7 separate regions of the Mus musculus genome follow, and regions 1, 2, 3, 4, 5 and 7 are each linked to region 6. Evidence: chromatin loops called from intact Hi-C (ENCODE). Cell type or tissue: left cerebral cortex. All regions are shown on one strand.

Region 1 (4,000 bases), 220 kb after region 6:
GAATGCCAGAAAGGGCTGCATGTGTCTCTAATCTCTATCTACTGACAATCTCATAAGAGTCCCTTTATCCCCACCATGTGTCTAGCATCAGGTTAACCACCTCAGGTCCTAACTACCCAACACTAACCTGGTTCTAAGGGGAACAGCACTACTCACACCTCTGACCTCTGTCGGGGAGGTTGGCAATGTCAACAGAGCATATACCTTATGAAGGAATACACCCAAGATAGTGAACGAACCTAGCCAGCAAGATCAGCTAAACCAACCCTAGAGATCATCATGGTGAAAGATAATGCAGCCAGACTGCCCTCGTGTCTCTGATACCTGAGGCAGCTCTTGGGGCCAGCTCCAAGAGAGGCCAGGAGAGTGGGTGGGGCCCTAAAAATCTTGAATACATTGTTAAGTAAGTCATGGTCACAAGTGCTCCAGGTAAGCTTGCTATATGTGGAAATGGCACTGTATAGAACCTCAAGCTCCTGCACACACACATTTAACACTCAAGCATGTGAGCCTCAGGTGTCTGCTTATGGGACATAGATACAGATGTATGCTGTGCAGGCCCCACTCAGTTAAGGCCCGGTGTATCTGCAGTTCCTTCGGAAGCTTGTTCATACCCCTGCCCTGTCAGCATCTTCTCTCAAGGCAGGGAACCACTCCAACCCCATCTCTATAGACTTGTGCACCTGCTTGTGAACCTTACACAGAGGAGCCAGACAGGATGAGGGTATCAGTGTCTGGCCTCGCACTCATCACTGCATCTGAGTGTTGTCATAGAAACAGGATGAGGCTGTCAGTGTCTGGTCTCTCTCATCACTGCGTCTGAATGTTGTCATAGCCACACTACCTCCCCCTCTTTGCTGTTAAAACTGTCCCCAACTTACTTATCCACCTGTGATTTACCATGTAACATAATACTTAGGTGCTTCTGACAACTGGAACACTTGTGATCTGGCAATGGGAACAGGAGGAGGAAATTAGGACATCTCAGTAAGTTCTGTATTTATAGGCCAGTTGCTTCTGGGCCACAAATGGCACAAAAGCTAGCAGCTTAAGGTGTGTGAAGAAAGTCTGGCTACATTCTACACCTGAGACAGCCACAAGGTTCATCTGCTCCTCACAGGGGCTTTTTTAAGTCCTCTACAAGGTTCTGTGGGGGGTTAGGGATCAGTAAAGGGGCCCACTGTGTGGCTGGGATTTTTCTACTACCCCCTCACTGTGGCTGACATTCTGTGGTATTCTGTTATAATAAACCTGGGAGTCAGTAAGTAATCTCAGTCTCTTGGGCCTCTGTTACTTAGGTCACCAAACAAAGAGGCAACAGTAGCATCTGTGCAATGCCTCCCTGTAATAGCGTAATAGTGAGAACCTGGAAAGCACCTAGATGCCCACAGTCAGGTTCATTTAATAACAATATAGATCAGGGCGAGTCACATGCAGGAACAGCAGAGTGAGTAGGACGGCCTGCATGGCTGGGTGCAGGGTGGGAGGCTACAGGCACCTGACTGCACTTCTGTGACTATGTTATGCTGTTTTACAATGACTCCCCCACTAAAACTAAAAAGTAAAAATAAAAGCAGCAGGGCATATGGCATACATATACTGTGATGGTGGCACTCAGAGACTGAAGCAGAGCTGGGTGTTGTGGCCCATGCCTTTAATCCCAGCACTTTGGAAGCTGAGGCAGGAAGACTGAGAGTTTGAGGCCAAACTACACTACAAAGAGAACACTGCCTCAAAAGCTACTTTTAATAAACTGTCCTGAAAGCCAAAGGTGTGTGTCTGCTGGGCTTTGCAGGCAGCTCCCACACTGCTCCCACTTCCTTTTAGAGCCATGCACATGTCGGATCACTTTTGTATCGAATCTGAAATAGCACCAATGCAGAGGGCAGAGAGGGTCATCAGGAGCCATGTCTGGAGAAGTGGGGAGACTGGAATAAAGGTCACAAGAGCCCTGTGAGGCAGCTAAGTTCTCCATTACAGATTGGTGACCCGTGATGACAGCTAATGGCTCCGACCTAGAGGTCTGAAATCCTCAGACAGGAAGTTCTGAAAGGTGATGTACATGTCAGCTGCACAGCAGAGGCCACCTCAAAGGATTTACATCAGATCTTCAAGGTACTTCACCAAGAAGCTAAAACTTTCAAAGGACGTACTGTTAATCCTAGCCCTAAATGGATTTCAAAAGGGTCACCAAGATAAAACTCCAAAGACCCCATATTAAAGGTCAAGACTTTGGAATTGTCCCAATGGCCTCAGAACATTCCTGAGCCTGCACCTCAGAGCTGGATCTTCCCCTCTGAGCTCAGAAACCACACTTATTCCAGATCCAGCGAAACAGAAGCTGATAACAAGGGAAACCACACAGGGAGATGTGAATTAGCACCATCTGTGGTCAGGGGGAGGAGGAGGAGGGCTCTGTGGCTACAGCACCACCTAGTGGCCACTGCTAAGGTCACCACCACCCAGCAACTTGATTTGCCCCAAGAAGTCAGTACCTGCCTTTGCTCTGGGCGCTCCACCGTTTTTTCTCTTGCTTTCAAGAGCAGGACCTGCACTGTGCTGCATTTGGAGTAAGTAACTAGCACAGAATGAAATTAGGCTGGCTCAGTCCCAGCATAGATAAGGGTCTGGTAATGCTCTGCTGAAGGTCTGCCCTGGGGATTGCAGCCTCCCTCTACTCGGATGGACTATGACAACTAAGAGCAGCTCCAGAAAATGCCAGCACCACACTGAGGACCACTGAGTGTATTCTCCTGTGCTAAAATCTCTCCTCTACTCTGAATGTGCTGTACTGGTTACTTTGGGTCCATGACTCAAACTTTCTTGGAGTTATAACAAGAGCCTCCGTAGCCCCTGCCTCTCAGAAGAATAAATGGGGCTGAGGGTTGAACTGAGTTAAATTCTTGCTTGCTGGGCAACAAAACTGAAGCAGAGGCACCCCTAAGACCTCTCTGCCTTCTCCATTGCTCTTAGAAGTGCTGGCCTATGTACTCCTCAGTCATTAGATCTTTGAAATTGAACCATGCTGAGGGGATGGCAAGTCAATCAGCAGGAGTCCTTCATGGAACCCTACCACACTGAACTACCCTCAACATAGTCAAAAGCTGCACATGTCGTTTCCAGTGTGACTACATGTGATGACAGGGTAATTACGATTAAATGAGTTTGCAGGGTCAGGCTCCACCCCTGACAGAATTAGTGCCCCATGGAGTCAGAGAGACCAGAGGTTGAGCTCTCTGACTTCATTCTCTCACAGGCGGGGCCAGGTACTGTGAGAAGGTAGCTAAGGTCTAATGTGGCCCCAGGTTTCATGAGTCCTAACCTCTATTCCTGAAATGAGGCCACGTTAGGAAGTAAGGCTTATGAGTGGTATTTAGGTGATGGAGTGAAGCTGTCATGAGTGGGTTAATATCTTTCTCACTGTGAATTTCTCCTCTCCTGGCCCTTGACGAGTTAGTTACCTTAAGAGCAAGTTCCTGCAAGCTGACAAGAGAGCTCAGAAAGTAAAGGCTCTTGCCACCAATGCCGAACTCCACCGACAAAAGGAGAACGGTTACCTCTCTTCCACTGTCACGTGCACTCTGCAGTGTGGCCGTGTGCACACACTCACATCTCTTCCACTGCCACGTGCACTCTGCAGTGTGGCCGTGCGCACACACTCACATCTCTTCCACTGTCACGTGCACTCTGCAGTGTGGCCGTGCGCACACACTCACATCTCTTCCACTGTCACGTGCACTCTGCAGTGTGGCCGTGCGCACACACTCACATCTCTTCCACTGCCACGTGCACTCTGCAGTGTGGCCGTGCGCACACACTCACATCTCTTCCACTGTCACGTGCACTCTGCAGTGTGGCCGTGCGCACACACTCACATCTCTTCCACTGTCACGTGCACTCTGCAGTGTGGCCGTGCGCACACACTCACATCTCTTCCACTGCCACGTGCACTCTGCAGTGTGGCCGTGTGCACACACTCACATCTCTTCCACTGCCACGT
Region 2 (4,000 bases), 150 kb after region 6:
CAGGAGACCAAATTTCAAAAGGGAAGACAGTTGACCGAGGTCTAATATGAAGAAACTTCCATTTCTTAGCTTCTCCGAGTCTGGAAGCCATCCCCAGTCACATTCAGCATGTAGAAACCCAGCTCATACAGCGGCTTTGGAAGAGAAGGTCTGGAGGCTGATGAATCTCAGCTCCACCTGGCTGAGTGAGAGCAGGAGTTCCTAGTATCTGCTCAGCTCTGGGGAGGAGTACATGGTGAGTGAGGGTTTTTCATGGCACAGGTGGCCCTGGACCAAGTGCTCAGGTCACTTCTGTCAGCTTCCTTGCCATATTTGCAAGCTGTTGTATTTAGGTGACAGTCATTCAGGTTAGAAGCCCACAAGGCTATGGAAACAGCTGTGAAAGTAAGTCATCCTGAAAACAGGGTTGAAGCAGCTGGATGTGGGCCTGGCCCAGAGAGAAAGCTAGGTGGTGACGTTAGAGATGAAAAAAAAATCCATACCCTTTGAACCAGAAATCCTGCTTCTGAGAACATGTCCTAAAGAAATGATTCAAGAGAAAGAAAACACTGTGTTCATGAAGTAGCTCTCATGGCTCAGCTGAAAAGAGTGAATTACATGGAGGTGCCCTAAACTCTGACCAATGGGAAAACCCATGGGAGCTGTGGCAGAGAACTCCTGACAACCTTTATGCAGCCCTAAAAAATCACTTAGAAAACCATCAGACAGGCGTGGTGGCACAGGCTATGTTCTCCGCCCTTGAGCTGTAGTGGAAGGAGGATCAGGAATTCAAAGTTAACCGTGGCTGTATAGTGAGTTTAAGACTAGCCTGGGTTACATGAGACCTTGTCTCCAAAAGAAAGAAAGAAAGAAAGAAAGAAAGAAAGAAAGAAAGAAAGAAAGAAAGAAAGAAAGAAAGAAAGAGAGAGAGAGAAAGAGAGGAAAGCCCCTCCCCTGTAGGCTGGGGTGATGTCACTGGTAGCATGTAAGAACTGGGAAGCTTGTCCAGAGCTGCGAAAACCACGCTTACAACAGGAAACCTCATAATACAATGAACAAAGGAAGATGCAGGTGACACCATGGCAAAAATTCCTGTGCCATCATAAGGGGCTGAGTTTGTAGACAAAGATGGGAGGAGAAGCAAATGTCTCTAAGTGTTGAAATATGGAAGAAAAATGTCCTTCCTTTAAAAATGCTGAGCTCTGACTGAGTTTTCTTTAATGTGTAACACACAGCCACCCCATTTCCTCAAGGTCAATAGTGACAAACATAAAAACCTGCTGTGCCCACAGGGAACATGGGATCAGAATGTGGGGACACAAATCTGTAATTCCAGATATCTGGGAGGCTGAGGTAGAAGCCAATCTGGGCTACTTAGTAAGACACTGTCTCAATCAAAACTGAGAGGAGGGTGAGCATGTGCTGGCATGTGCATGCTCTGGCCTCATCCCTAGTACCAAACACAACACCCTAGCACAGGGACCCTTGGGCAGTGGCTTCCCAGATAGCTGATACTTCAGTTCAGACTTTACCATTTGCCCGCGCCCCCTGCTGGCTCTCCTCTGCACTAAGCTTAGCGAGTCCTTGAGTGGAACCTCTCGCTCATCTTAAGACACTGGTGCATTGCACTCCTTTCCCACCAACACACTTTCAGTGTTTACTGTCGGCCAGAAACTTCACAGCCATCCTGCCAGCTACTGTGGGCAAAAGCTGAGGGGGCACAGGAGGAACTTTAGGCTCAGGGACTTAAACAATGCTTCCAAGATCACACAGCTATAACCTCTGTAGGCCTGACTAAGGAACTCATGTTCTTTCTCAGCCACTCCTTCCAACTGCCCCTACCTGAGTGGGGATAACTCAAATTCAAGTTCTGCTTGGAACCCCAAACTGTGATGACTTTGATTTCAACATGGATGTCCCTTATGGGCTGGCAGGAGTCAGGGGCACTTTTGGTATTTTGATCTTACACTTAAAAAAAGTATTTGTGTTGTGTGCACACATGGAGGTCAGAGGACAACTTGCAGGAGTCTGTGGTTTGCTCAGGGGGCTGGGAATGTGTGTTGCTTGAAGATACAAAGTCTCCACTTCCTCTGTAGCCCCTGAGCACATGGTTAAAAGTGCCAGCAGGGCGGAGGAGGTCACAGAGGTTCTTGTCTGAGGCACACACAACTTTATGTCACTTGCTTTCTGAAATCCTAAAGTGAGACCCCCAAGCCACAAGCAGACCAAGGACGATGTAGTGAGCCTGGGAGCGATCATGAGTGCCTCTAAATTATCCACTCCCAGTCATGTCTCCAGGGAATGATTTTCCAGGAAAAGGCAGTGCTGCTTTCTAAGAAAGAAACCGAGATCTTACGCAGGAGATAAAATACTGTGAAGAGCCTGAGCGAGGCTGCTTCCTAGAGCGGCCGCCTCAGAACAAAGTGCTGATAAGGGGATCACCTCTGCTGTTCTAAGAACAGGGCTCTGTACGCACGCTCTCCTGCGCAGCCAGCACCATCCTCTCACTATCGGACAGCTTGCCAGTGTGCCTAGGGCTCACATCCACCTCCCACACTGGCTGTTCTAGGCTCTGGGTTCCCTTGCTTCAAAGAAGATTGGCTTGGCCTCCATCCAGGGTTTTGGCTGCACTCTGCCCTGGCGCAGGTAGTCTGACAGCAGCCCACAGAGGTGCCAGTTGCCACAGAATCTCAATCTCCAATTTCCAAGGGCACCAGGCTTTGGAAAGAAAGCCATGTATGGTAGTAGGTGCATGCGTGAGGCTATTCTTTCCAGGTGACTAGACACCTATTGGTGGTAGGCTTCAACTGATCTAAAGACCCTTTCCCTATGGCCTAGGAGAGGCCAGAAAGCACTTACTCACCCGCCTCGTCTTCTCCACATCACCACATGGCAGCCGCTTCACAAAGTCAATGCCAGTCAGTGGAGTGCCCGTTGGGGGCAGGAGGATGGAAGCATCCATCATGAGATACTCCACATTCATGGGCTTTATCTAGGAGAGACAGCACAGGAAGCCTCAGCAAAGGCCCTCCTGTACTTGGGCCACAAATGAGCCAGCTCTGGGTTAGACGGGGCCTATATTTCTCGTGTGCCAGATGAGTGGCAGGCTCTTTTCATTCTCCAAGTTGTGTGTGTGTACTTTTCCCTTCATTTAAGTCAGAGGGCCCCATGACCGCCTAGTGCTGACTGGCTGCCTTCCTTTGTGGGACATGTTTAACACTGTTTTCCAGAGGCCTGAGTCCCTTTTTCAAAATCCCTGTATCCCAGAGCAGGGTGGCAGAGCCATGTTCCCACTCCAGGCTGTTCTTGGCACTGGTTTCACAGCAGGGCCTTCTTACAATACAGATTGGTTCCATTGCTCCTACAGTGCCAGGACCTCCTCCATGGGATTCCTCCCATTCTCTCCATGGGGGTGGGGATAACAGTGAGTCTCAGGGTCTGTCATCCCTTTGGTAATAAACCTGAGTCACTAAAGAATGTGTGAGCAGCTTGAGTGGCACTCACTCACGCTAGCTCAGAAGCCAGTGTTCTAGGGGCAGCTGAGGACTGACTGTAGTTGCAGGTGTGTTGCCTTAGTGTTTCTGGAGAATGGCAAGCATTGTCCAGCAGAACGCATAAACACTGGAGTAAAAGAAGCAAACCCCAGGAAGCTTCCTGTAGGGTGGGATGAGGGAACACACTTCCTGTGGGGTGGGATGAGGGGAGGGGACACACTTCCTGTGGGGTGGGATGAGGGAGAGGACACACTTTTGGCTTATGGGTCCTGTGTGAGGCCAGCTGCTGGGTATTTCAACTCAGAGGTCTCCACTGCAGAGATGACAAACAGCCAGACTCAGATTAAAAGTAACCCGCCCAAGGGCACACAGTTAGGAAGCAATAAAGGCAAACACTTCAGGGGCTTGGGAGCCCCAACTTTTTCAAATCATAAACAACCTGTAGAGTTAACATTTCCAAGCTGAAAGGGGCACCATGGAGGAGCACTCTGGGAGGGGACTCCGCACTAGATAGAGGAGACGTTGAA
Region 3 (4,000 bases), 210 kb after region 6:
CCCATTTTGGCCATTTTGTGTTCTGTGTGGAAAGAGGGTACAGTATATGTGCATGTGTTTGTGTGTGGTGCTTGTGTGTGCTGTCTTTTGTGAAAGACAGAGTATCTCACTGGTCTGGAACTTACCAAGTAAACTAGCTGGCCGAAAAGCTCCAGAGACTTGCCTTTTCAATCACTGGACCCTGCACTTCCATGTCGTTTCCAGGGATAGAACTCAGGTCCTTAGGTTTGTGAGGCAAGGGCTTTAACAAGTCACCCATGCACTACATTTTGGTGATTCACACACCCTCATTTTCTGATCAGCAGCCTCACAGCCCCAGCTAGAGGCAGTGTTGCTCCAGTGCCCATACGGAGGCACATGGGAAAATTCCAACTTCCCACCACCCCAAACAGGGAAGCAGAGCCTTCTGCAGCCTGGAGTCCTGACTGCCTGCGTAGACACAAGTGCTGCTCTCCTCTCTACTTTTGCTTGGTGGAAACACACATCCTCAGCACCCTGTTCTCCAATGAGACGGCTGGAACACTACTTACTCCTCATCTGTCTGCACACAGTTGTCAAGTTCGATCACATGGCTCCCAATGAACCAGACCAAATTGGAGAAGTACGGGACAGCGGTTTTGTCTCTGATGTAGTGCAGCATGGCCTGGTTATCCACTAAGAGGACGCACAAAAGAAGAGATAGTAAGCCACCAAAATAATTCAAGGACAGTTTAACAAAACAAAACACCCAAACAAACCAAAAATCACCATGAAAAACCTTGCTACCATCTGAGACTCTGTCTTTCCTGAAAATACTTGGAAATATTTATCTTAGTTATCACACAAAGCTGTGCTGGTGCTCTTCTCTCAACTAACACACTTAGTCATTACTGTTATAACTGAGGGAGGGACACTCAGTGCACTGGAGAGCCTGTACATCAGCAAGGGCAAGGCCTGACTAAACTGAGAACGCAGCACTCTCAAACCAACTCTCCTGCATTTACTTGTAAGGCAAGCTCAGAAAGAGGAAAACCAGAGGTTAATAACTTACATGACACTGGAATAAGGAACAGGAATCGGCATTGGAGGAAAGGCAAAAACAGACAACAGTTAACAGGGTTAGGAACTGGGAAGGTGAGACAGCGGCCCAGAAGGACAAAGCCTAGTCAGGAGGCATCTAAACCAAAAGACACAGTTAGAAGAGAGCAAGAGAAAACAGAGCATAGGACAGTGGAACCAACTATGCATGGCCAAGGCTGCAAACTCAGAAGTCTGCCAGGTCAATGGCTGCACAGCGAACCAAGTCTGAAGGCTGGGAGAGCAAATTAGGGGGTTGGAGCCCTAGCAACGATTGCTTCTCAGCCTTTGACCACTTAATTCCCCATGGGAGTGTGGGCCCTGAATACCCAAATGCACATCTTCAAGTCAGAAATGCACAGTGTAAAAACTCCAAATTTTTATATTTTAAAGCAAACACACACGCACACTTTCTTTTTAGAGACAAGGTATTCCTGGATGTTCTGTATATTTTTTTTTCCATCTGAGCCAACTGAAATGTGTCTGAGGGATGGTTTGTGTCTACAGGCTCTCATTTTGCAATCTCTGGCTGGACCAAATTAGGCTCTGAGAAAAAGCTCTTAAATTAAATTTAAGGTGACCTTCCCTGGCCCTCAACTGGTATTGCATCTCAAGTAATACCACCTTGACTCATGAAAGTCAAAGCCCTTGAATGGCCAAGAAACTAGAGGCCCAGCTTCACTGTGGTTTCCACAAGGAAATTAATTAGCCTTTAGGAATTGTCTTAAGAGGGCCAGTTCCAGCTCCAAAACCTTGCAGGCAGGCAGGCAGCCTGTGTGCCAGCACCGGCAGGCCTTGTGGAAAGACTCTCCACTGGACACAGGATGGAGCATTACATACATCTGAGAGAAAGGAAGGACTGTTGTTAATACTGGCCTTGGTGGCTGGCTGGGAATACAATACTGCCTCCTGCTGCTTGTGATGTGAAATGCTCTCATGCATATTTAAAGATAAACTATAAAACAAATAACTGTAACAGCGTATTTTATAAGCCAAAACACAAAAATTTAAAGCTAAAATTTTCAAGACAGTTTTGCTTTATCTAATTAGCTTATGGCCACTCCAACCCCTCAAAGACTTCTTGGGATAGACTAAGGTGGGGCAGCAGCAGGGAACAATGCTAGAGTATACAGCTCAAAGATTTCCACAAGGAACAGTGATATGCCTGCAAATCTCTGTCAGACAAGCAGCCACTGCTCATACTAGGCAAGGTCTCCAGTAACTTGGAACTGTGTTTGTGAGCTTGGGAGCCAGCACTTGGCTTACGACCTGAAGCCCAAGTGCACGAGGAAACTTACCTTTGTAGACATTCAAAGTGATGGTTCTCACGGCAATTCGAACCATGCTTTCGGGATGATTGAAGAACTTGATGGCTTCTGTGTACAGGGCAAAGTCATTGGTGTGCTAAAACAAAAAATGGTTCCAAAAGTTACAAATCCAAAGACAGACCTGCTCCCAAAGCTTTCTGAAATGTGTCAGACTGTGATAAAACAGAACAAAACCAAAGTAAAACACACCAGATGTCACCATGATGGGAGGTGAGGAAGCCAGGGAAGAGAAAATGTACACAGAATGTCTGACCTGGCCTACATGTTCAGCTGTATGAGGAGGTATTTCTGAGTCCACTTCTTCACCTATAAAACTGGGGTACTAGCACACACTCTCTGGCCTCTGGGACGAAATGAGGTCATTTCTGGTCCAGTGCTCTGCCTAGTCCTTGGCATCTACAGTGCATGGAGAATAGTGCTAGTTATTTACGTCAGACCTGGTTGATTAAAGACCAAGTTGGAGTAGGTTCAAGCATGTCTTGGCTGTTATACCATTCTCCATTTGGAAATACTAAAAGTGTAGCATTATCAGGGAGGCAGAGGGTCTTAGGAGTCTTCTGCTGTTAAAAGGGGACAAAGAGAAACAATTAAATGGTTCAGAACAAGACTCACACTGCCTTAGCCTGAGAGGATGGAGCAAAAATGCCCTGGCAGTGTACTTTGCTGTCCTCCTGTGGCCAATGTTCCTATATCGTTCAGGGACCCAGTCTGTGTGAGTGGCTCAGGAGAGGGGATGGTAGACAGAGATCCTCTAAGCTAGCCCTTCCTGGAATGGAGCAGGATACACAAAATAACAACAGGGCAATTATAAGGGCAATTCCATTTTGAGGACCAGCAATCAAGTATGAATCTAAAAAGTGGAAACTACTAATCTGGCTCAGACAAACACAGACAAAAACCAAAAAATCCTCAAGGCTTCTGGGATGTCCAGCTCTTCCAGACCCATGACTTCTGCCCTCCCACTACGACTCAGAAGGCACCTGAGCAAAAAATACTCTGTCCCTCACTCTGGTCTGGGTTTTCTTCCACATGGGAGAGCCTTTGGGTGAAAGCTGTTCCCTGGACATGTTTATCAAGCACCTACTATGTGGCAGGGACAGGAGTCTATCATGTTATTTTCTCAAGTGCATTCATGTTTTTGGCCCTTGGCTAGCATTTTCTTCTGAGAGACTAATGAATCATGAAAATCAAGGTTCACTGTTGCCATACAACAAGAGTTGATGGTTTTTGCCCAAACTCAGAAAGTTTGGGATTGTGGTCTGACTTCAAAAACAGGCTTTGAGCATGTGGGACAACCACTCAGGTGATATCTGCCACACAAATGACATGCAGCTGGCTGTATGACATCTAGCTTCCAAGGCAGTCCCCAAACATGTTCACCACCTGTGTCACACTCATGCTGGATCCGCCCACAGAGGCAGATCATGCCTGTGTGACCAAAGAGTATGCTAGGAGTAAGTGTATGTGAGTGAGTGAGTGTGAGTGGCACGAGGCTGGCATGGATGGCATCACTGCTTACCGTGGTCTGCTGGGTGACTCACTCTAGGGAAGTTGGCTGGAAGGATGCTGGTCAGCCCTGGGAAGAGGCCCCTGAACAGGAGCTGTGGTCTCCCACG
Region 4 (4,000 bases), 160 kb after region 6:
TCATGTGACTTAGAATTGGGCCCTCTCACCTGCTAAATCTGAAACTCAGCACTTCTTATACAACCCACTACCCTAAACTTTTCCCTCTCAGGGGCTGGGTTCCATTTCCCTTTTCCCAGCCTATATACCTCAGCCATACACTAGTCTCTTGGCCAGACTACCTCGCTTGCTCTCTACTCTCATGGTCCACTTCAGTCTGCTGGCCATGCCCAGCCTGGTCTCTTCCCTCTGCCTACTTCTCAGTTATCTCCCTTATCTCTACAGGACTCGTCTGCACTCTCAGGAGTCGTCAGACCCTCCTCTTATTTCATTTTTCATTCAGCACCTATACTTCTGAGTACTAGGTGTTCCCACCCTTGTTCCTGATCAGGAAACAACAGCAAAGGGGCCCAGCAGAACCAGTGAGGCTCAGTTCTACAGTATGGCAGAAGTCCAGGAACAACTCTGGGGCCTGAATGAGCGGGCCTGACAGCCAGCACTAGCCACCCCACCCTTGCTGACATCACCAGTCTTTGGAAGGTGTCCAGAAAGGGGCTCCAAACTCTCCTTCCCACGGGGCTGACCACACTGGGTGTCTGTAGAGATTTCTTCCTGGGACTTTACACAGCACCTGGCTCCAGGCCTGGGTGCTGGCTAGTACAGCACGAAGCTTATCACAATTTGGTCACAGTTAACAGAAAGCCAATCCAGACTAGCTTAAACTATATAAGCAGAAACTGATAAGCAAACACAAACACAATGGCTGACTTATGAAATCTGTTAGGGCAGTGGGGGTGGGGTGGGCGCTGGCTTAATAATGCTTTTGGGTCTCTGCTACTTTCTGCATTGGAAAGGTAACTGCTTGCTACTGGAAGCCATCTCCTTTCTCCTAGGGAAGATACTTATTGCTTAACCTAAGGCCAACTACTATTAAGCAAACTGTCTTATTTGTCTTATTTGTCCTTCCTTCCTTTCTTTCTTCCTTCCTTCCTTCCTTCCTTTTTTATTATTTATTTTATGTATGCGAGTATACTATAACTGTCTTCAGACACACCAGAAGAGGGCATCAGATCCCATTACAGATGGTTGTGAGCCACGATATGGTTGCTAGGAATTGAACTCAGGACTTCTGGAAGAACAGTCAGTGCTCTTAACCACTGTGCCATCTCTCCAGCCCTTTGCATTTTATTTCTAAGGAAAGGTGGAAGTGTAGTAGGAGAATGAGGGAACAGAGAGTCTTTGGGCTTTGTCCCTGAGTTCTAAGATACTGAGGCCCAAGCAGGGACACACCCAAGACAACAGCCCGCTGATTCGCTAATGTTCCAAGGTTGAAACAGAGGAGAAAATTTTGTGCTTACAAATGCCAAAGCTATAAACGTGCAAAGCAGGTTCTGTTTAGCATGATAAAAGCCCAGGGAAAATTGGTCTCTGCTCATTCCTGCAGGCCAATCTATCCACTCCAGACCTCCTCTCCCTCTCCACTTGGAGGTTATGTGCCTCTCCAGAGCAGTTCCACTCCCTCTGCTGGCCATCAAGTTCCTGCCTTCACAAGTTCTAGCCAGAGCTGACCCTATCCTTGACCACTGACCACACAGTTCCCTCAATGCTACTATGCAACCGTTGACATTCCAAGCCAGATAACTCTAACCTGTAGAGGTCCTGGGCAACTTGAGGTGCTTAGCACTAGACCAGGAACATTATTAGTCATTCTGTTCAAAGTGTCTCTAGTCATAGTCACATATCTCCTGGAGTAAAAATAGTCCTTACTGCAGCTGGGAAAGCCTAGGCCCACAGCTTCATCCCACTGCTATCATCACCTCAGTGGCTGGCTACAGATGGGTGCTGGGCCAAACCACTGGAGACAATGGGCACAAGAATGTTTCCTCAAAAAAAAAAAAAAAAAAAAAAAGAGTGTATCCTCACCTGACCTTCAAACCTGTTGATTCACCCAGATTCCCAGCCTAGTTCATCCCCACAATATGGCCTCAGACTCCCGAGTAAAGGAGGGTCCCAGCCACGATGAAAGAAAAGAAAGGCTGGTCAAGAGGGAGAAGAGAGGTGTGATTGCACCTGAGGGTGCACACAGCTCCAGAGACCGAGTCCTGCCCGCAACAGAAGGCAGATGTTGGTGCCTAGGGGAAAGGAAAAGCTGAGAGTTTTCCAGCTTCTCAAAAAGAGCAGATCTGGGACCTACAGCTTCTGTGCCTGGCTAGGAATCTGTTCCCTCGCATACCCCAAGACAGGAGTACCTGGCTGAGCAGCATTGTTCATGATCCTGATGAGCCTCTCGGCCAGCAGATGGTTGTAGGTGGTTTTCTCAGCTTCACTTGGCACTGGGAGCTGAATTCGTTTTAGTTTTTCAGGATCCATGCCTGAAATGGAGAAAGAAGAAAAATGGTCCTTGGTAAAGCTGCTCAGTGGGAAGATAAAAGTTCTTTGAAGATGGGGTCTGCAGCCACTGCCACCATGTTACTTTTCAGTGACATCTGGCATGGCCACTGCCTTGGTTTAGCTTCTGTCTGGGTTCTGTGTACACTGAGCGTGCATAGATATATCACAACATACATGTTCCAATGGTGGGGAGATGCCTCTGTTGGTAAATGCTTGCTGCACAAGTATGAGGGCTGAGTTCAATCCTCAGATGCCATGGACAGTATGTGGTACATGCTGTAATTCTAGCACTAAGAAGATCCTGGCTCACTGGCCAGACAGCTTAGCCCAAATCAGTGAGCTCTAGGCCAGTGAGAGACTTTGTCACAAAAAGCAGGGGGGATGGTACCTGGAACACCCAAGGTTTGCCTCTAGCCTCCAAACACATGCACATGCACACATACCTAATAAACCCACATGAATACACACATGTACACACACACCCTAAGCCCATACGAATACACACATACACGCAACACACCTCTAAACCCACATGAATAAACACACACACACACACACACACACACACACACACACAAACACACTATTATACAAAACATTTATTTGCTATTGCTATTTGTAAATAGGACATCAACCTGGTGTGAAAACTAACAGTAACTATGAAAGCCATATAGGACAGTGTTCTCACATTCTAGCCAATGACTGTTGACTGAACTCACTGTGGCTCAAGGCCTACTGTGTCTCTATTAGAAACAAGGGCTGTCGGGCACTTAGCAGTGAAGAGAATGGCCCTGGAGCCAATGGTGGCACCTCTGACAGATGAGGCAGAAGTAGAAAAGAAGCAGCTTTCACCAAAGCAACTCACTGCCATTCTCTGCCAAGTCTGTGCATGTAAGGACAGCCCTTTCTTCTCCATGCAGACACAGACCAAGGAACAGAGCTGAGATGTATGAGGCCCCAACAATCATAGCCTTAAGCTCTCACTGATGAAAGCAAAGAGCTAAGTGGGATGCCCAACACACTATGATAGCGGCAGGCTCTGAGCTGAGTGGGGCAGATGCCAGCCCTCCTCCTGAGGAGTAGATCAACAAAGAGAGGATGACTCAAACCTTTAGCCTAGGCAGGTGGACAAAAAGTGAAACCAATAAAGCATATCTATCACCAAGATACAAAGGAATACCCCCCACCCCAGGGAAAGAAATAGTATGTAATAAGAGACAAAAGAAAGGGTGGGATGGAGGGTGGATAAGGAAAGGGAATGGGCAAGTCTGTAATCAGAGGCCATGATAATATTTTTCCTGAAGAGGTGCCAGGAGCTGAGATGGCAGGAAGACCTGCCAGTGCTGCCACAATGATTGGGGCCCGGGGCAAGACACTGTGAACTCCCATCCTTTCCTCTGATGTGGTGCTTGAGAAATACTTGCAGAAATAAACACAGTGCTTGACCCAAGTACAGAGACCCCTGTGGACTGTTTATGCCTGAAGCTTAGCTTTTCCTGTTATCCCAGTTAGGGAGGTGGCGCTTCTCAGAACCCTTGAGTACCAGGTGGTGTTTCATCTAGAATCTTGGTAAGACAGTGGAGGTGGCACTGCTGGGTTCCCAGAGAAACTGTGCACATGCTGGTGCTAT
Region 5 (4,000 bases), 60 kb before region 6:
GAATATTCCAGCCAAACAGCAATCACCAACTCTGCTATTCCCTAACATTGTTCTTTTTGAGATAGTCTCATATATTCCAGGCTGAACTCTAATTTGCAATGTAGCCAAGAATGACCTGAAACTTCTGGTCCTCCTGCCCCCCTTCCTAGCTCTGCATGTACATATGCATGAAGTAGGTAAGTGCAGTCAATAATGAGATTTCAAAGCCCTTCCTTTCCTCACCCAATTTGGCCAGAAGGGAGGAGCAGGTGTTTGTAGCTTTGAATTTCCCAGCACAGGGCCTCTGTTTCTTAGGCTGATCTTTGTCCACACCACATCCCTGCTTGTTCAGTTGAGCTAGATGACCTCTGGGGAGGTGGGTTAATGCTACAGTGGGAGGAGGCATTCAGGAACCTTGCTATGAGATAATTGTGCAGCCAGGGGCCAGAATGGCCCTCTTCTCCTGTGATGACACCCTAACCAGAACCTGTGAACACTATCTTAGTTGCAAAATGGACTTTTTCCAACTTAAACAATAAAAGACTTCTATAAGCCTAGGCTGGCCTCTATCTAAGTCACTGAGCAGAAGGTGACCTGAACTTCTGATCCCCCTGTCTCCACCTCCTGAGCGCTGAGACTGCAGGTGTGTACCACTATGATCAGTTTAATGCAATGCTGGGAAATGAACCCTGGGCGTCACGCACACTAGGCAAGTACTCTACTAACTGAGCCACATTCCTTAGCCTCAGAAGTGATTCTTGCGATGAGCTGAGCCTGCATGCATACAGCAGAGATAAGGCAAGCTGTGCAGCAACCAAGGATCTTCCTCCCATTGTCTCCAGACCCAGGGCCCAGCAGGCACTGGGGCTTCATGACAAAGGCCACACTCAGGTGTGGTGGCACACACCTTTAATCTGGGTACTCAGGAGGCAGAGGCAGGACGATCTCTGAGTTTGAGGGCAGCCTGGTCAACAGATTGAGTTCCAGGACAGCCAGGGCTACACAGAGAAACCCTGTTTCAAAATGAAACAAAACAACAAGTCACCTACTGCTTGGATTCCCTTAGCAGCAGAGTAGAGAGTCGTTTACTCTTTCTGACCCCAGGCATTCTTCTCTACAGAGGTCAGACATAAGCCCAGAGGGCTGAGATGTGGTTCCGAGGTAGGGCATTCATCTACATATAGGAAGCCCTAGGTTTCATCCCCAGCACATAATAATAATGCTAAGTCTGTCCATTTGAACTTGTATTTTATTTATTATTATATGTGGATATAAGGGCATACACATGCCATTGACTTATATGGAGGTCAGAGGACAGCTTTCAGGGATAGCTCCCCCCCCCCATCTTTCTGTAGGTTCCCTGAAATGAACTCAGGTCAGTAAGCTTGCCTATAAGCACTGGCAACCTGTCCTCATGATATATATATATCATGTCCCCGATGATAACGAGGACAACCACAATAATTTGAAGTTGCTTATAAAGAGCTTAGTGACTCAGATTCAATCCCAGATACTCAGCTGCCCAGGGAAGTTAGTACGACCTTATCTGAAAGCAAACGGTGCAGAGGGGCTGGGGATGGCTCAGAGACTGAGTGCTTGCCTGGGATGACCCTGGGTTCAGGCCCAAGTGCTAAATACTTCTAAATGCTTATAACTAGACATAGTGGTGCATGCCTTTAATGCCAGCATGCTAGAAGCAGAGACAGGCAGATTTCTGTGAGTTCCAGGCCAGCCAGGGCTACAATTGTGAGAAGTCTCAACAACAACAACAATCATAGTAATTATAATAGCTCATAAAAACAATAAGAGTTGGGCATGGTGGTGCAGTTGAGAGGCAGAGGCAGGACAATCTTTGCAAGTTGGAGGATAACCTGGGCTACTTCAGGAGTTTCAGTTAAGCTTCTACATAGTGACCTAAACAGCCTAAAAAGCCTAAAGAGCTCAGAAAGATGAAGAGACTCACCCAAGGTGAGTCACTTAATAAAAGGGACTAGAGTTGAATGTCAAGTCCATTGAAACCCATCTGGTGTCCAAACTTCCCCCACTCTGCCCCCACCTGTCTGGCCACAATGGGCAGAACTCCCAGGGTGGTTGGCTGTGAAATTTCTTGTGGCCCTATTTGTTCCTTTGCTTCATTTTGTGGCTTTTCATTCTGTGATCTCTGGCTCTCATCCCATTCCCTAGGGCTCAGACCAGACCCAGGCCAAGCAGCAGGGGGTGCTATACTCCACTCTAGAGCAGTCCCAAGGAGCCAACAGGGAAGAATTAAGGTGCTGGCTCTGAAGAACACTGTCCCTAACACCACCAGGCACCTACTAGCTCACGACTTGCCCCTGTGGCCTGCTGGGGCAATGCAAGGCGAGCAGACACACCTCTTAGGCAAAGGATGCTCAGCGCAAACCAAGTATGCAATTGTGCTGGTGTCTTTATCGAGGAAGTCACTGTCCAGGCACACTAGCACTTACTCTTTGCCATGGCCCTTTTATACGTCCAGATCTTTCCTCTCTGAAGAGTACTTTCCTGCCTTCATGCCAGCACCTGCAAGGGACCCAAAATGCTGGCACAGTAGTACATACCTCAGGAGCTGAGGGAAGAGAATCAAGGCCAGCTTGGACTACGTAGTGAGACCCTGTCTGAAAAGGAGAAACAAGGGAAAAACAAAAAACCTGCTCTGGAGACACAGCTCAGTTGGCGGGGTGTCTGCCCACCATGCATAAAGCTCTGGGTTAATCTCCAGCACGTAAGAACCAGGCAGAAGAGCACAGCTGTGATCCAGGGTTCAGGAGGATTGCCAAGGTCATCAGGACGACATGAGCTATGAGAAACTGCCTCACAAATGGGCTCAGTGGGTAAAAACACTTGCTGTAGGGGTCAAATGCAGTACACTCAGTTCTCTGGACCCACAGTGGGGAGAATGGTTTACCGAAAGCAGTCCTCTACCTTCACACAGTACCTCATGCTTATGCACGGGGCACACACACACACATAAATCTTAAAAAGTAACAAAATACAAACAAACTAAAATCACAATAACAATAAAAACTCAAACCCAGGCCAACAAGATGGCTCTGAGGATAAAGGCACTTAGCACCGAGCCCAAAGACCTGAGTTTGAACCTTGCATCCCACCCGGTAGAAATCAAAAATCAACACCCACAATTTATCCTCTGATTTATACACCCATGCCACAGCAAATGTCCACCTACACACACACACACACACACACACACACACACACACACACAACTAGCTAACTAAATAGAAGCTTTAAAGCCCTCAAATGCCAAGGCTCCTGAGCACTGTGCCTTTACTCTGTGGCTTCTGTCTTCAACCTGAAACTCCTACAGCTTACTCTGTGTGTGTGTGTGTGTGTGTGTGTGTGTGTGTGTGTGTGTGTGTGTGTGTGTGTGTGTGTGATGTGAGTCCCCGGAGGACAGAGATGCCAAGCAAGGATTCTAAAACAACCTTGAGACCTCCCCACTCAGAAGGAGGGGTGGCAAACTCCATTTCCCAAGAGCCTACCAGCAGCATCCTTTGAAGGAAGAACCACCTCGAAGTCTCCACCTTGAAGGCTGACCTTCAAACCCCAGGTCAGGCAGGGGATGGTGGAACCAGAACTAGCCCACAGTGTGACAAGGTGGGAGCCCCTGAACGGTGTCTTCAGACACAGGCTCAAAGCTATTTGCTTGATGTAGGTCATTGTGGCTAACTGTGACTAAAGGCATATCCACTCCTTCTCCCCCATCCTGTTTTTTACTTTTCAGTTTTTCGAGACAGGGTTTCTATGTGTAGCCTTGGCTGTCCTCAAACCTGTTTTTGTTTGTTTTGTTTTGTTTTGTTTTGTCTTAAGACAGTGTCTCCTGTGGTGCATGCCTTTAATCCCAGCACTCGGGAGGCAGAGGCAGGCTGATTTCTGAGTTCAAGGCCAGCCTGGTCTATAAAGTGAGTTCCAGGACAGCCACCAGGGCTATACAGAGAAACCCTGTCTTGAAAAACAAAAGAACAAAACAAAAACAAAAACA
Region 6 (4,000 bases):
GGGTGAAGATGAGAGGCAGGGCTTTGTCATACCTGTCACCCTCTGTGGCCTATGCCATCATAATCGGCCCAGCTATATAACTAGGGGCTGTGGGGACTCCCCAAAGCCGGGCCTGCTGGGAGGAGGAGGAGGAGGAAGTCTCTGCCCCGAGTGTGGCCTCCCATGGACACCAAGATGCAGAGCCTTCCCACCACTCATCCCCACCCCCACAGCTCCTCGCGGCCTCAAAGTCACACCAGTAACCAGTGCAATCAGTGCACCTGCAGCCACCACTGCCGGAGCTGCAGCCAGGCAGGCCACGCGGGCTCTAGCTCCAGCCCCAGCCCTGGCCCGCCCATGAAGCACCCCAAGCCATCCGTGCACTCTCGACACTCACCTGCAAGACCCAGCCACCGCGGGAGCTGCCCCAAGAACAGGAAGACCTTTGAAGGGAAAGTGAGCAAGAGAAAGGCCGTCAGGAGGCGGAAACGGACTCACAGAGCTAAGAGGCGTAGCTCAGGTACCTGCAGGGCAAGCGGGGACAAGGGAACACTGCAAGGCTGCCCAGGCGGTCATGGCTTACCTGAGCAACACGCACTCAATTGCTTTCCAGATGGAGTGGAATGGACTGGGGGGAGTGGAGGGGGAGCAGACAGGTATTAAAGGTCCTTTTTCCATTCCTGTCTTTTAGGGCGAAGATACAAGTGACGCACTCCAGGATGTTCCTGTGTCCATTTGATCCCAAAATGAGATAGCCATCACTAGGGGACTGTTGGGATGATGTCACAGGAACATGTCACTGCAGCAATTTCTATGCAACATGGATTAAAGCTTGTACCCTGGAAGACTAGTCTTGAGTCAGCAGCTTTTTAAAAAAAAAAAAAACAAAAACAAAAAAAAAATGTATGTGTACACTGTCGCTGTCTCCAGACACACCAGGAGAGGGCATCAGATTCCATTACAGATGGCTGTGAGCCACCATGTGGTTGCTAGGAATTGAACTCAGGACCTCTGGTAGAGCCGTCAGTGCTTTTAACCGCCCGGCCATCTCTCCAGCCTGAGTCAGCAGTTTTAATTTTTTTAAATAAAGCATTCCTATCCACAAGGGATGCTTGCACGCAAGTGTACACAGCAGACATGACAGCAAGGCAACATTGCTTGGCTAACGGACCAAGTTCAGGGAACTGAACTTCCCAGAGCTTTCCCAGAAGTGGGACAGGCTATCTACCTCACCGCACAATCTCCCAGTCCCTCCCTCTCCCATCTGCGTTGACACTTTCAAAATCACACAGGGGCAGTGGGCAGTACTTCCCAGCAGGACACTGTGAATGCTGGAAAAAGGTGGCTTGCAGGCTAGGCTATGGAACCACGTTTTGCATCCAAGCCTGCAGGACCCTACAATGGCAGCCACTGTACAGTGGGTACTGGGCTCTCTGGACCCCTGGGGGTGGGTCAGGAAGCAGCTATACAGCTCAGCATGTTTCTTTTTCACAACTTTTAGAAACTGAAACCAAGTTGTCCAAAGACAGCTTGACTTGCCCTGTACTTTAGATGGAAGGAAGGCAATCAGATCCCTGGCATATATACTAAAGACTGCATCACTGGAATGTGATGGATGGGAGAGGGCTAGCCAGGGGCAGGGCGAGAGGACACACCCTCTGACTGAGGAGGAGGGGAGATTTCCTGAGAGCAGGCAGAGGTGGAGGCCTGGAGTCCTCTATTTATAGGGTTCTTCTGAAAAGGTCTGCCAAGAGCTTGGCAGGGAGGCAGGCCTGCAGGAGCCAGCCCAGCCTTGTCACCCACCTCAGCACCAATAAGCCTGCCAAGTCCCAAGGGGATACTGTACCCCAAGAGGTTTTCCTCACTTTGCCTGGGCTGGAAGCACAGTTTGGGGATGGAGTTCACCAACCCCAGTACTACTAAAATAGGCTGGTACAAGGCCCTGTGTTTAGTCCCCAGCACTGCAAACAAGCATCCGTGATGCTTGCCAGACCAGAAAGACCTGAAGGCCAGTCTAGGCTGAGACGCGCTAGAGGGAGGCAGTGCTACAAACCCAGCCTTTATCGCCCACCAAGGGTTAGACTGACCATGGCTGCACCACAACCACAGCCACACAAATTCAAGCACCACAAGATAAGTTTGGTTGTGCTTAGGATGAAATATGGCGCTCTGTGCTCTGTCTGGGGAGACCAGGACTTGGCCTCAGAGCTTCAGAGGAGCCGCCTGACAGCTAACAGAGAAACCTGTAGAGGGCAGTGTGCGTCACTGTGAGCACAGGGAAGCCTGCACGCGAACCTCATCCGCCTTCATTCATAAACATCGTCAGCCAGGCACCCACTCCTGGCCTTTCAGGACAAACTGAATCACGAAACCACACAGTGTCCTAATGATAGGTCTGACTGCCTGGATCCTAAGCCAAGGTGTGCTCGGGGCCCCTTGTACAGGCAGATGCTTGCTGGAGTCTTGACCAAAAGTTTGGGGATTACAGCTTTTTTTGGAATCACAGCCCCGCCCGGGGCCTCAGTTTCTCCGGCTGCCCACGTAGTAAGAGTGCAGAGAGTGAGTCCAGGCCCCTGGGAACCCAGCCCAACCCCGCCCGGTTTCCGAGGAACTAGGCCGGGAGCGGGGGCGCCCCTCCCGCACCGCCTTAGGCTTCCTTTGAAGCCTCTGCGGTCAGGCCACCGCTTCCTGGGAAGCCCAAGCCAAGGCCAGGCCGAATGGCCAACGGGAGGGGCCCGCACGCGGCTCTGGAGGAGGGCGGCGGCCCCACAGGTCTCTAGGACTAGCTAGCCGGGTTCCAAGAAGGGTCGAGATTGCCAAGGCCTTCGGGTCCTGGGCAGGAAGGACCCTGGCAGGGAGGAGCTGCTTGGGGAGCACAGGGTCCAGGCGAGGCGGAGCCCTAACCAGAAGAATGCAGACACCCGGAGGGGAGGAGGCGTGTCAGCCCCGCGCTAGCATCCCACACGGCGGGCTGCGATTTGGGGCGAAGGTAGAGCAAAAGAGCGGGCACCAAGTCCTAAGCACCCCAGGCACGGAACACAAGATTCCGGTTGGAGCCGGAACCCCAGAGGTCCCAATGTGGGAAGGTGCGAGGCGAAACCAAGTTAGAGGAACCGTCTCCAGGGAGAGCCTCAGGAGTCTAGAGAGAACCCGAAAGACTTGCCGGAAAGAGAAACCGAAAGCGGGGGTGGGCTGGACCTGTGGGCGGGGCCTGCCTGGTTTAAGAGCCTGATGCAGGGGCGGGCAGCAGCAGAGAGAACTGCGGCCGTGGCAGCGGCACGGCTCCCAGCCCCGGAGCATGCGCGACAGCCGCCCCGGAGCCCCCAGCCGCGGCTCCCCGCGTCCTGCCGCCAGGTGAGCCAAGGCAGCTGCGAGGGAGCAGGCGGGAGGGGATGGGAGGTGATGGGAGCAGAGCCCGGCAGGACTAACCTCGCAGACTGTATGGCAGGGTCGAGGATGCCACGCCTCTGGCGCCCCCCCACCCCCGCCCCGGCTCCCCCAGGAGGCCCCTCGCTCGAGCGGGGCGCCGTCAGCCCCTCCTCTCCGGCCCTGAGCCCTGATCCTCCGCCCGGGTTCCAGTCCCCGGCGTGGCCAGTAGGCGGCAGCCGCGAGGCGACTAGCCACCAGCGGGGACGGCCGGGAGTCGGGCCCCTCTCCACGCCCCCTTCTCCACGCGCGCGGGGAGGCAGGGCTCCACCGCCAGTCTGGAAGGGTTCCGCATACAGGAACGGCCTACTTCGCAGATGAGCCCACCGAGGCTCAAGCTCCGGGCGGATTCTGCGTGCCGCTCTCGCTCCTTGGGGTCTGTTGGCCGGCCTGTGCCACCCGGACGCCCGGCTCACTGCCTCTGTCTCCCCCATCAGCGCAGCCCCGGACGCTATGGCCCACCCCTCCAGCTGGCCCCTCGAGTAGGATGGTAGCACGCAACCAGGTGGCAGCCGACAATGCGATCTCCCCGGCAGCAGAGCCCCGACGGCGGTCAGAGCCCTCCTCGTCCTCGTCTTCGTCCTCGCCAGCGGCC
Region 7 (4,000 bases), 120 kb after region 6:
GTCCCACAAGCCACTGCTTCTCTTACCCATCACCTGGCTTGGCTGTGGCAATGGCCTTTCTGGAGCAGCTGGAGGCATGGGGATTTTTGCCTTCAGAGGGTCTCCACTCTATCCTGCCATGTTCTTTTTGCTGTTTGTGTAGATATGTGTCCTGCCTGGTGCAGAAGTACTGATTTTTTTCAAAAGACATTTAGATATGACAGAAAGGACTTTGTCATTGTTCACTTCCAAAAAGGAAGCAGGGGAGAAAAACACTGGTACATATGCAAATCAGGCATGGCCACACAGACCTGTGCATCCATCACTTATCAAAAAGATACAGAATTGGAGGCCAGCCTGGGCACATAGTGCTATTATGTACTAACTAACTAACTAACTAACTAACTAACTAGACAATGATAACAGAACCAAACCCAAAGCACTGTTACTAGTCAGGCATGCCCTCTAGCCTGCCAGAATGTGTTAGCCAGGCTCACTGTGAGGCTGTAGAGGAAGATAGGAAATTCAGGGGACCTGGGAAGGGGAAGGCGTCCGTTCAAAAGCCTACAGAGTTGGTGTCTGTCTTCCTAAAGACACTGCTAGGAGGACATTAGTGAAACCTAGCTTGCTCACTTAGGGCAGGCTGCTTGTGGCCTTGAGTTTAACTCTGTTCACTGTCCTCACCCCTCACACATCTCACTTCCAGAGGGATCTTTACACTAAGACAAATGACTGGCTTATATGCGATCTTTACATGGTTTTAAAGGTCTACTTTCCAGGTTTTTTTCCTTGAAACAGTGTTGTAAATTACACCCTTGGAACAATGTAACCTAAAAAGCCATGTCCTTTTGTGTCCATTGTAAATACATCCAAGTATGACTTTCAAAAGGCCTGTGCCTGTGCCTTGGATGTCAAACTCCCTTCCCCCACAGCATTTAAGTATGCCTTCTCCCTGTCTTAATAACTCTGCTGCAGGTCCTTTTTGTGGCATAGTCAAGGGTTTGGTTTGCCTGAGCAGAACTCCTTAGGCTGCTGGTGGCAGGCACCGCTGTGTGAATTGTCCCCCTGAGCAGCTGACAGGACGGCAGCAGACAGGTGTGCCTGTGTAACTTGGTTCAGCTGAAGTGGGGCGTCTCCCTACTCCTGGTTTCTACCCTGTGTTCCCCTTTGTTCTCTTCTCCTCACTGCTGTAATGAGCAGGTCTAATCTGGGCTAGCAAAGGCTGTGAAGGGATGAAGAGGAAGAGGAGACTGATGCTCAGCAGGGAACTCAAGGATGGGACCGAAGGGAAGGCCCAATTGAAGATGGTTCATAGGGACCTCTGTGCCGGACAGGGCAAGGTGGGGAACTTCCGATATCCTGACTCTTCCCCTGCTAAGGACTCCATGATGCAGCAGTTAGCATAACAGCTGCCATGCACCCAGGGTTATATTATGGACCGTTTAGTTTCTACAAGCATTTTGTTTTGTACATGTAGCAACTGAGGCTCACAGTTTCAGAGAGACACCCAGGGTCACACAAAGCCTTGGTACTCAGACTCTAACGGACTCCAGCTCCATACTTCTGCTCTCACCATGATGCCAAGAACCAGAGAGGTGTGAAGGAAGGGTTGAAGTGCCAGGAACTGAAGTCAACTGTGCTCAAATCTGCATTTCCAAAATGACTTTTAGGAAAACCTTGGGAACCTTGCTCGCCAGGGGATGAGATGAATATGCTTTTCGAAGAGCTGATAGTTCCTGGATATGGAGGGCTCCTGACCGTTAGGCCCAAACAGAGAGGGAGTGCCAGCTGGTAGGGAAGCCCATGCCGAAATAAACCTATGGTAGCTGGGGGGTGATGAAGTCACCCCACCAGCCCTATGGTATCGGAGACCTCTGCTCAGCTCAGTTAGTGAGCACCCCTGGCCTGTGAAGAAAAGTGGGGTGATTCAGAAGGAGAACTCAGACCTCCATCCAGTCTCAGCTGGCAACACCTCTCAGAGGCCTGCTGTGCCTCAGGCGTATAGTGCATGAAGCTTTCCCATTTTCCAATGAAGGGACCCCAAGGTCAGGCTGAGGATGTGTCCTCATATCCCTGAGCTGGTGGTCACATTATAGAGAGAACCCTCATCCCTACCTTTCCATCTGCCTCCTTCTTGGTGCCCTTCCCTGTCCTCTAAGGTGAGGAGTCCTAAGACTCAAGGAGTGCCAGGGAAGGAAGCTGCTGGGGGCACACAGCTCCACTGCCCCCCAGTGGTTAGCATGCTGCCACGGCCTAGGTCTGTGAGCTTTTACTGAAAGCCACAGCAACTTCCCTTTCACCCTGTGAAATAAGTGACATCCTTCTTAACACCCGTTATCAATCTCTGACTGCTTTTAATAGAAGCAGCTCACAGTGTGTGTGTGGTAGATATAAACAGAGGGGAAAACTGCTTGCCTCAGGGCTTTACAGAGAGAGGAGGTGGGGTGCTTTAAAAGCGCACTGCACCAGGGCTGCAGTTGCTCTGGGGGCTGGGGAGAGGGATTACTGGAAGACGTGTAGCAATGAATGGTCCATGGTGGAGCCTGGGCTCCGCAGCAGTACCCGTGCCTGTCAACATCACATTTTGCTGCCTGAGGACATTTGTCACAGAAGACTGTGGTTTGCTTGCCTGTCATCCCTTCTCTGAGTGGCCCCTGAGCTGATTCAGAGAACCCACAAACACAGCAAACTGCTTTCCCTCAGCCATGACTTTCAAAGGGCTTCTGAAGCGCATTCCTCTGAGGCAGGTCCTCCTCAAGTGAGTCTTCTGAGGACCTGGGCCCATGCACATGACGTACTACTGCCTGATGCAATGGAGAGTTTGACAGAGCTAACTAACATTGCAAGCATGTTTCTGGATGATTTTAAAATAAACACCGACAGAGTGGAGGGCTGGGAATGTCTAAACAGCAATTCTGAGTGTGAAGGATGGCCGGAATCTGAGTGACTGCAGCTGTGTGGCCTGGACACAGGAGTGATGGATGCAGAAATTCCAGCTGCAGGAAGTCTTCCCTGGCACCTCTCTGATGGGCCGACTGGCTTGGAGGGGGGGCCTGGCAGGCTGAATCCTGCTCCCTGACAGTCGTCTTGGCCTTCTAACCAACTCCATTCTCTGAGCTAGGAGCCTTCTCTGGGCCACCTCCTGACCCTTGACAAGGGCTTCAAGTTGAGGACTCTTGGATGGAAGCTGTTTTTCTGTCACACAGGTGGCAAAGATGGCCAGTTTTTCAAGATATGAGCTATCATTAAGGTCCCTACTAGCTCTAACTCAGCCCAGCAATTGCACAGTGGTAAGTCCCTTCCAGTAAAGCACCAGGCTGGAATACAGCTGCCGACAGGGCTCACACTCACGCTCCAGGTCCTCTGAGACACTGAGTAACCAGATGCAGTACAATGCCCGTGCTCATGGTACTTGCACAATGGACATCATACACTGGGCACTTCCACTGAATGCAGTCAAGTACAATAAGCTCCACCCATGTTCCTGACACAGGAAAGCCCCACTTCAAAGTGCCAAAACTAAATTGCAGAACACGATGAATACAGTCCTAGTTGTGTAAAAATGGCAGCCATTCAGTAGGTCAATATTTACTGAGTAGCAAATAAGAGCAAGGCCCATGTCAGGGCTGGGGTGACAACCGTGATACAAGCAGGCCAGGCTCTGTGGGAAGACAGGTGTGAGTGTGTGCAGATACAAGGGCGGGGAATCAAGAGCCGCATGCCCCAGGCTAGCCTGGGTGAGGCACTGGGCAGGAGAGGAAGATGACATTCACCTTTTAGCAGACTATGCGTGGTTTTAGTCTTTTACAAAGGAAGTATGTTCAGCTATTATTTGCTAGGCAAACATGTATACAGCAAAGAGAAGGCGTGGAAGAGCGTTCCAATTCCCAGCACCAGGATGGGCTTCTATCCTAGTGTAAATACAGGGCTGAGGTGGAGTGAGCCAGCTGTCCAGCCACTGTCAGTGGGTATTGATCGGGATCATTTCTACTCTTTGAGAAGAGGGTGTAGAGGACAGACT

Evidence for each region. A loop is a pair of places that touch in the nucleus more often than their neighbours do. Peaks named below come from ENCODE experiments on the same cell type or tissue, not always from the same donor. Only the 100,000 strongest peaks of a DNase experiment are listed, where the experiment ranks them.
Region 1: it touches region 6 in a loop (8-fold over the local background); 31 of 42 quality-filtered maps call a loop at or near these places.
Region 2: a loop joins it to region 6, with 5 times the contacts of the local background. A loop is called at or near these places in 15 of 42 quality-filtered maps.
Region 3: it touches region 6 in a loop (4-fold over the local background); 31 of 42 quality-filtered maps call a loop at or near these places.
Region 4: a loop joins it to region 6, with 3 times the contacts of the local background. A loop is called at or near these places in 3 of 42 quality-filtered maps.
Region 5: it touches region 6 in a loop (3-fold over the local background); 19 of 42 quality-filtered maps call a loop at or near these places.
Region 7: a loop joins it to region 6, with 2.2 times the contacts of the local background. A loop is called at or near these places in 21 of 42 quality-filtered maps.

What each region holds. Positions count from the first base shown.
Region 1 is chr16:10,564,116-10,568,115 of GRCm38, reverse strand. All of the region lies in intron 3 of Clec16a (C-type lectin domain family 16, member A), which reads right to left. Among named protein-coding and RNA genes, the nearest start is that of Clec16a, 21 kb to the right of the region's middle. In left cerebral cortex, a CTCF peak has its summit at 2,433 (motif pointing left); DNase peaks (open chromatin) are centred at 1,524 and 2,417; H3K27ac peaks cover 590 bases.
Region 2 is chr16:10,637,758-10,641,757 of GRCm38, reverse strand. Clec16a (C-type lectin domain family 16, member A) reads right to left here. Exons shown (of 23, transcript NM_001204229.1): 17 at 2,843-2,971. Among named protein-coding and RNA genes, the nearest start is that of Gm52264, 19 kb to the left of the region's middle. In left cerebral cortex, a CTCF peak has its summit at 1,538 (motif pointing left); DNase peaks (open chromatin) are centred at 1,540 and 2,504.
Region 3 is chr16:10,569,954-10,573,953 of GRCm38, reverse strand. Clec16a (C-type lectin domain family 16, member A) reads right to left here. Exons shown (of 23, transcript NM_001204229.1): 5 at 2,355-2,460; 6 at 531-654. Among named protein-coding and RNA genes, the nearest start is that of Clec16a, 27 kb to the right of the region's middle. In left cerebral cortex, CTCF peaks have their summits at 1,969 (motif pointing left) and 3,065 (motif pointing left); DNase peaks (open chromatin) are centred at 1,576, 1,936, 3,053 and 3,885.
Region 4 is chr16:10,625,730-10,629,729 of GRCm38, reverse strand. It overlaps Clec16a (C-type lectin domain family 16, member A), which reads right to left. Exons shown (of 23, transcript NM_001204229.1): 13 at 2,229-2,351. Among named protein-coding and RNA genes, the nearest start is that of Gm52264, 31 kb to the left of the region's middle. In left cerebral cortex, a CTCF peak has its summit at 1,516 (motif pointing left); DNase peaks (open chromatin) are centred at 1,725, 2,278, 3,319, 3,942 and 1 more place; H3K27ac peaks cover 2,600 bases.
Region 5 is chr16:10,844,919-10,848,918 of GRCm38, reverse strand. No RefSeq gene overlaps it. Among named protein-coding and RNA genes, the nearest start is that of Rmi2, 12 kb to the right of the region's middle. In left cerebral cortex, a CTCF peak has its summit at 2,191 (motif pointing right); a DNase peak (open chromatin) is centred at 2,188.
Region 6 is chr16:10,784,764-10,788,763 of GRCm38, reverse strand. It overlaps Socs1 (suppressor of cytokine signaling 1), which reads left to right and starts at 3,228. Exons shown (of 2, transcript NM_009896.2): 1 at 3,228-3,333; 2 at 3,843-4,000. The coding sequence starts at 3,893. It overlaps Tnp2 (transition protein 2), which reads left to right and starts at 109. Exons shown (of 2, transcript NM_013694.4): 1 at 109-499; 2 at 671-829. The coding sequence starts at 163. The coding sequence ends at 687. In left cerebral cortex, CTCF peaks have their summits at 934 (motif pointing right), 2,224 (motif pointing right), 3,351 and 3,564 (motif pointing right); DNase peaks (open chromatin) are centred at 2,246, 2,686, 3,172 and 3,599; H3K4me3 peaks cover 1,791 bases; H3K27ac peaks cover 1,749 bases.
Region 7 is chr16:10,664,011-10,668,010 of GRCm38, reverse strand. The region is part of intron 18 of Clec16a (C-type lectin domain family 16, member A); the gene reads right to left. Among named protein-coding and RNA genes, the nearest start is that of Gm52264, 7.6 kb to the right of the region's middle. In left cerebral cortex, a CTCF peak has its summit at 2,221 (motif pointing left); a DNase peak (open chromatin) is centred at 2,358; H3K27ac peaks cover 927 bases.